2 separate regions of the Homo sapiens genome follow, and region 1 is linked to region 2. A link is a contact called in ENCODE Hi-C or POLR2A ChIA-PET data. All regions are on one chromosome and are shown on one strand. Each heading gives the region's core, a stretch centred on a gene start or an enhancer-like site at or near the end of the contact. The rest is flanking DNA. Distances are from core to core; before and after follow the strand shown. Region 1 holds the start of BCL2L13 (BCL2 like 13). Region 2 overlaps CECR2 (CECR2 histone acetyl-lysine reader).

The links. A loop is a pair of places that touch in the nucleus more often than their neighbours do. ChIA-PET counts read pairs that join two places held with the same protein, here RNA polymerase II (POLR2A). Pooled maps may share reads with other maps.
Region 1: a pooled map shows a loop between it and region 2 (2.6-fold over the local background). The contact joins the promoter of BCL2L13 here to the enhancer-like site in region 2. A Hi-C loop is called at or near these places in 1 of 168 maps with a recorded cell type or tissue (ascending aorta) and 5 of 50 pooled maps. POLR2A ChIA-PET finds 5 or more read pairs at or near these places in 3 of 52 experiments (Panc1, activated T-cell and naive thymus-derived CD4-positive, alpha-beta T cell).

The regions. Positions count from the first base shown.
Region 1 is chr22:17,637,466-17,641,048 of GRCh38, forward strand. BCL2L13 (BCL2 like 13) reads left to right here and starts at 1,292. Exons shown (of 7, transcript NM_015367.4): 1 at 1,292-1,421. RefSeq lists enhancers at 1-429, 430-1,301, 854-903, 954-1,133, 1,254-1,533 and 1 more.
Region 2 is chr22:17,527,588-17,531,534 of GRCh38, forward strand. The region is part of intron 9 of CECR2 (CECR2 histone acetyl-lysine reader); the gene reads left to right. Among named protein-coding and RNA genes, the nearest start is that of SLC25A18, 34 kb to the right of the region's middle. Within about 2 kb of position 1,669, at least 2 of the 41 ENCODE cell types and tissues checked have a DNase peak (open chromatin) inside an H3K27ac peak, as active enhancers do.

The DNA of each region.
Region 1 (3,583 bases), core at 42-2,541, 110 kb after region 2:
CCAGGCTCAAGCGATTCTCCTGCATCGGCCTCCCAAGTAGCTGGGATTACAGGCGCGTGACACCATACCTGGCTAATTTTTTGTGTTTTTAGTACAGATGGGGAGTTTCACCATGTTGGCCAGGCAGGTCTGAAACTCCTGACCTCAAGTGATCCGCCCACCTTGGCTTCTCAAAGTGCTGGGATTACAGGAGTGATCCACCACACCCGGCCTGTACTATTAGTTTTCCAAGGTCACTAAGCCTTTCCTTTGCAAAACTTTATGTCCCTATTAATGGCACCATCCTTTCCTCAGTCACTCGGGCTTAAAAAGCATCCTGTGGCACCAGCCCCACAATAGCAGTTCAACTCTTTTATCACTTCCTTTAGAATAGCCTTGTTGAGATATAGATCTCATAACATAGAATTCACCTATAGTGTACAATTCAGTAGTTTTCAGTATTTCAAAGAGTCGTGCCACCATCACCCCAAAAAGAAACTCTGTATCCACTGGCAGTCACTCCCCATCAGGATTTTATCACTTCTGATCTGGCTCAGTCTTCTAACTCCTTATTGTCAATGCCCTCCTTGTTCCAATTCAGTACACACACCACGGGCAATTTGATCTCCCTAAAACACACTGTATCCTCTCTCCTAGATACCTTCCGATACTCCTCCAAAGAACTCTCGGATTCAAGTAAACAAACATCCATTAATACAAGTTAAGTATGTTCCAGGCGCTGTGTGTTCCAGGTACTGTTAACAAAAGCGGGTTACTAGTTAAGACTTCCTTCATGCCCTGGCGCCTCTGCTCAGCCAGTTCCCTTCGCCTAGGAGGACCTCTCTACACCACCCCGCTATATTCCCTCCCCGGAATTCCTTCCCAACCTTCAAGGACCATCTGCCCCAACTAGTGGCGAACATCGAGGCTGTCGTGACTGTGTAGATACTTATTTGACCTGCTCCCTTGGCAAACACTTGAAACGCAATACATGTTTGTGGAACTGAACATAGCCTGTGCATGCAGCAAGGCTTCTTTCCCTGGAATCGCCTGCCCTTCCTCCAACACAGCGACCAGCCGGTCAGAATCCCAACCCCTCGACTCCGGAAATGATCTGAGAGACGGAACTTCCGAACGTCGCAATCAGATTTGGGCGGGCTAGGAGGGTTTGGGTCTTCAGGTCACATCTGGACGGAGAGACCTCCGGGGCCTCCGTTGGTCGGTCCTTCCGCTCCGGATACCGTTCCGGATGTCAGGTAGTTCAGGTCCCGCCCCGACGCCGGCCGTGACGAAGGCACGCCGGGGTGACCTCACCCTCCAACATGGCGGCGGCGGTAGATTAGGGCCGCGGGTCGGAGCACTCACCGCCGCTGGGGGACCCTGTCGGAAGCAACTGCCGCCGCCGCCTCTTTCATCTCTTCTGGGGCAGGGGCCAGGGCCAGGTGAGGGGAGTGGGGTTCCGGGAAGGCTGAGCTGGGTGAGGAGGTGGTTTTCACCTGGGTAGGAAAGTGCCCAGAGACCGTATCGAGCCACCGACTCCCCAGTGGTTCCGACGACGCGTGAGTTTGAGTGTGTGTGTCTACACCGGCGCTCCTTCGCCCGAAGGTGCTCGGAGCTTAGGGGTCCGCTTCACCGTGACCGGACCTGGCCGCGCGGCCCCGCCGCTGAGCAGGCTTCTTCCGGCGTGGGGTGCCGGAGGCGGAGGAGCTCGGCCCTGGCTCCACGCCGCTGTCCTTCCCCACAGACAGCTTCACGTGGAAAACCCGGGTCCATTTTTAGGGCTAAACTGGGGAACGGCGACTTCTTTTTGGTTGAGGGAAAGGTTTTCCTGCGATTCACTTAGAACACTGGAAGATTAGCTTTGCCAGTCTTAGTCGTTTCTTCTCAGAGATTGTTAGAAGTCTTGTTTCTTAACCTTAATTCACTGCTGTTCTGACACCTATTTTTTCAGAAAAAAACTGCCTTCTTGCCCTTGGAGGCAGTACAGTTCACACGGAGTCATTTTCCCCCTTTGATTTATCCTCCCAACATTCTGTAAAGATCCTATTTCTTGCCTTCATAACCGACTTTCTGAGTGGAGGCTCTAACCTAGCGTTGAAAATCGGACGGATCTGGCCAGTTGTTCACATGCTGTTGACTGCTGGCTTTGGTTAGCTCTTAGCCACTCCCTGCACAAGTGTTTGTTTATTCAAAATAGCTATCTCACTGTCTCTGTTTAGAAGTTTGAACTAAGCTGAGAGCCCTCCCTCCTTACTTTTATTTTTTTGTTGTTGTTGCGTAAAACAAAACAAAAACTTCTTTGGCGAAATTATAAGATTTCCTCTGGAGGTTTAGTATAAAGCAGAATGTTGCTCTCTGCCCTGACTAGTGTGACCTTGGATGAGTTGCCACACCCTTCAGATACCTTCTTTCTTTTTTTTTTTTTTTGAGACAGAGTTTCCCTCTTGTTGCCTAGGCTGGAGTGCAATGGCGCGATCTCAGCTTACCGCAACCTCCGCCTCCTGGGTTCAAGCCATTCTCCTGCCTCAGCCTCCCGAGTAGCTGGGATTACAGGCATGCGCCACCACGCGGGGCTAATTTTGTATTTTTAGTAGAGACGGGGTTTCATCATGTTGGTCAGGATGGTCTCGAACTCCCAATCTCTGGTCATCCCCCCGCCTCAGCCTCCCAAAGTGTTGGGATTACAGGCGTGAGCCACCGCGCACGGTGATACCTTTTTTTCAACCACCCCCGCGCCACCGCATGAAGTATTATTTTCATTTTTAACACCCTCTCTCCCCCAAGTGAAGTATTCTTCATTTGGTAATAGGCAGTTAAGGGTATTGAAAATCTTTTTACTAGGAATGGTCAGGTACTGTTCTGTATTTTTTTTCCAATGGCTCATTTTTTATGTGGAAGAGTATATTCAGTAGTTGGATTCACTTTTTATTTTATTTTTAGTTGTCTCCTACAGCAAGGACCAGTAGTTGAATTCAATTGAAAGATGCCTAAGGCTATATCTAACCAGTCTTGTAAAAAAACAGACTTGTGTTTACTAGCACATAATCTAATCAACATGTATTAAATATCACACACATTAAGCTTTTAGGACAAGTGGTTTGCAACAGTAATAATCATTAACAACATTTCATTTGGCTGTTTGCGATGGCTCACTGTAATCCCAGCACTTTGGGAGGCTCAGGCAGGAGCATTGCTTGAGCCCGGGAGTTCGAGACCAGCCTGGGCAACATAAGGAGACCTTGTCTTCACAAAAAATTAAAAAAAAAAAAAATTAGCCAGGCATAGGTCCCAGCTACTTGGAAGACTGAGGCGAGAGGGAGGACTGCTTGAGCCCGGGAGATCAAGGCTGCTGTGAGCTGTGATTGCTCCACTGTACTTCAGTCTGGATGACAGAGACCCTGACTCAAAAAATATATATATGTTTGTTTATTAATTTTTTATATATATATATATATTTTTTTTTTGAGGCGGAGTGTCGCTCTGTCGCCCAGGCTGGAGTGCAATGACACGATCTCGGCTCACTGCAAGCTCTGCCTCCTGAGTTCACACCATTCTCCTGCCTCAGCCTCCCGAGTAGCTGGGACTACAGGTGCCCGCCACCGCG
Region 2 (3,947 bases), core at 419-2,918:
AAAACCCTGCCTCTACTAAAAATACTAAAATTAGCTAGGCATGGTGGCACACGCCTGTAATCCCAGCTACTCAGGAGGCTGAGGCAGGAGAATTGCTTGAACCTGGGAGACAGAGGTGGCAGTGAGCAGAGATCAAGCCAAGACTTCATTCCAGCCTGGGCAATACAGCAAGATTCTGTCTCAAAAAAAAAAAAAAAAAGCAAACAAGCTTATGAAAAAAGTGCTCAGTATCATTGATCATCAGAGAAATGGAAATCCAAAACTATTATGAGATATCATCTTACACAGTTAAAATGGTTTATACCCAAAGGACAGGCAATAACAAATACTGGTGAGAATGAGAAGAGGAAATCCTCATATACTGTTGGTAGGAACATAAATTAGTCCCCCGCTATGGAGAACAGCTTAGATGTTCCTTAGAAAACTAAAAAGAGAGCTACCATAAAATCTATTAATCCCACTGCTGGGTATACACCCAAAAGAAAGGAAATCAATATATTGAAGAGATAACTACACTCCCATATTTTTTGCAGCTCTGTTCACAATAGCCAAGATTTGGAAGCAACCTAAGTGTCCGTCAGCAAATGAATGGATAAAGAAAATGTGGTACTGATACACAAGGGAGTACTATTCAGCCATAAAAACAGAAAGATGCAGTCGTTTGCAACAACATGGATAGAACTGGAGGTTATTATTTTAAATGAAATAAGACAGGCACAGAAAGACAAACATTGGATATTCTCACTTACTTGTGGGATCTAAAAATCAAAATAATTGAACCCGTGGAGATAGAGGGGAAAAGGATGGTTACCAGAGGCTGGGAACGATAGTGGAGGGTTGGGGAGAGGTAGGATGGTTAATGGGTACAAAAAAAATAGTTATTATGAATGAATATGATCTGGCATTTGATAGCACAGCAGAGAAGTATGGCTTTTTTTTTCTTTTCTTTTCTTTTTTGTTATTTTTGAGACAGAGTCTCACTCTTTTGCCCAGGCTAGAGTGCAGTGGCATGATCTGGTCTCACTGCAACCTCCACTTCTCAGGTTCAAGTGATTACCATGCCTCAGCCTCCCAAGTAGCTGTGATTACAGGTGTACACTACCACACCCGGCTAATTTTTGTATTTTTAGTAGAGATGGGGTTTTGCCGTGTTGGCCAGGCTGGTCTTGAACTCCTGGCCTCAAGTGATCCATCTGCCTCAGCCTCCCAAAGTGCTGGGAATACAAGCGTGAGCACACACCCAGCCAGAAGTACTATTTTCATTCCAGTGGTGAGAAGGTGGAGAGTAGACAAATATTGTGGGATAATAGTGGTGAGTGATCTGAAGTAAAATTAGGCAGGTTTACAGGTAAAGAGTGACATGGCTGGGCGTGGTGGCTCCATCTGTGGTCCCAGCTACTTGGGAGGCTGTGGCAGGAGGACCCCTTGAGCGCAGGAGATCGAGGCTGCAGTGAGCGCTGATTTCCCCTGCTGAACACAGCCTGGGTGATAGAGCAAAACCCTGTCTCAGACAAAAAAGAAAGCCCTCTCTGAAGATTTGACATTTAAATAAAGTGAATGAGGTTGACCCGTGAGTGCCTGAAGCGGAAGGCGCAGTGCAGACAAGAGCAGAGGCACGGAGGCAGGGATATGCAGCAGGAAGTCCAGGGCGAGGCTGCAGCGGAGGGGAGCAAAGCAAGCACAGGAAGGCTGGCTGGAAGTCCCGGCGCGGCTGGAGCGGAGCAGAGCAGAGCAAGCACAGGAAGGCTGGCTGGGCATGAATTGAGTCCTACCAGGTAGCCCAGGGTCGCATTGGGATGGGCTGTGCAGACCTTGTTAGAAGGGTTAAATGGGCTGGGCGCCGTGGCTCACGGTTGTAATCCCAGCACTTTGGAAGGCCGAAGTGGGCGAATCACGAGGTCAGGAGATCAAGACCATCGTGACTAACACGGTGAAACCCCGTCTCTACTAAAAATACAAAAAATTAGCCAGGCGTGGTGGCACATGCCTGTAGTCCCAGCTACTCGGGAGGCTGAGGCGGGAGAATGGCGTGAACCCGGGAGGCGGAGCTTCCAGTGAGCCGAGATCGCCCCACCGCACTCCAGCCTGGGCGACAGAGCAAGATTCCGTCTCAAAAAAAAAAAAAAAGGAAGGATTAAATGAAAACAGGACAGTCTCTGACACACATTTAAAGTCACAAATGATAGTTTTCTTTGTTTGAGACAAAGTCTCGCTCTGCCTCCCATGATAGTTCTTATGGAAGGAATTTTTGTAAGCCATAAGATACTTACAATAACCTTTTCCAGACTTTTTAGTAGCTTCCAACTACAAAAAAAGAGAAATAATCAATTATGTACTAATCAGACACTTTTAAAAATTACAACAGTTTATTCAGAGAAACAAGCTTTGTGTGACATTCTAAGCGGATTTTATTCTGCAGGTCCTTTTAACATAATGAGTAATATTTGTGTTGGGAATGACTGAGAAGAAATTTCATAATGATGTGAAGATCTACCTGTAAATAGTTCCTCTGTCGTATGCTGGTATTTATATTCTAGCATCTCAACAGTGCTGATGGTCACTCATCTTGGAGTTCCCTGAATTTTTTTTTTTTTTCAAAACTCCTGTAATGTTACATTACCCATACTTTTGTTGTTGCTGCTGTTGTTGTTGTTTTGAGACGGAGTGTCGCTCTGTCGCCCAGGCTGGAGTGCAGTGGTGCCGCGCCCGGCACATGACTGCATACTTTCAAGGAGAGGACTCAGAGCTTTTATTTATTTAAAGAAACTTGAAAGGAGGAAAGTGGATTAAGAAAAAAAAAATAAGGCCAGGCGCGGTGGCTCACGCCTGTAATCCCAGCACTTTGGGAGGCTGAGGCAGGCAGATCACGAGGTCAGGAGATTGACACCATCCTGGCCAACATGGTGAAACCCCGTCTCTACTAAAAATACAAAAAAAAAATTAGCCGGGCATGGTGGCGTGCACCTGTAGTCCCAACTACTCGGGAGGCTGAGACAGGAGAATTGCTTGAATTCGGGAGGCAGAGGCTGCAGTGAGCTGAGATCATGCCACTGCATTCCAGCCTGGGCAACAGAGCGAGACTCTGTCCCCCTCAAAAAAGAAAAAAAAAAACAACAGAAGGCAAAAAGTGAAACAGCCAAGTGTCCACCAGTGGATAAAAGGAGAACCTGAATGCAGTATACACTTAGAATGGGGTGTTATTCAGCCTTAAGAGGGAAGGAAATTCTGAAACATGCTACAACATGGATGAACCTTGAAGGTATTACACGAAGTGATATCAGCAGGACACACGTGGACAAATGTTTTGTACTAGAGGCTGAGGTGAGAGGGAAATGGGGAGTCAGTGTTTAACGTTACAGACTGGAGTGATGAAAAGATACTAGAAATGGATACCGGTGATGGCGCCACAACATTACTTACACACTTAATGCTACTGAATTGTATGCTCATTTGGGTGATATGTCTGGGTAACTAGAATGAGATGAAGCCGGCCATGACGAAAGAAGTAACTTGTAGTTAATCAGTTGGGGTCCAGCCTTGAAAACCAAAACTACACTAGCTACTTCAGCAGGGAAAACATCACATGACTCTTTGGTAAAATGGGAGTTAGAAAACAAAAAAAAAGGTTAAAGGGATCCCCGTGGTGACACAGACGGAGGAATCGGGATTGTCAGAGGTGGGGGGCTGCAGCCCCACTGCTAGCACTATGAAGGCAGGCAAACTCCCGCTGCCAAGTGCGGCTTCGCAGATGCAGGACCATCCATCCTAGGATGAGTTGAACGGCATCAGCAAGCAAATGGAAGGAAATCGCTGTCTTCCTCAGCGTGCCTCCCGTGGTCCCTCTGATGCTCCCTTTGGTAGAATATAAAACCAGCAGAGAAGGGAGTTGTATGTGCAGGATCCCAGCCCCATTATCACAAAGCAGAACATGAAAATTGGATTTGCAA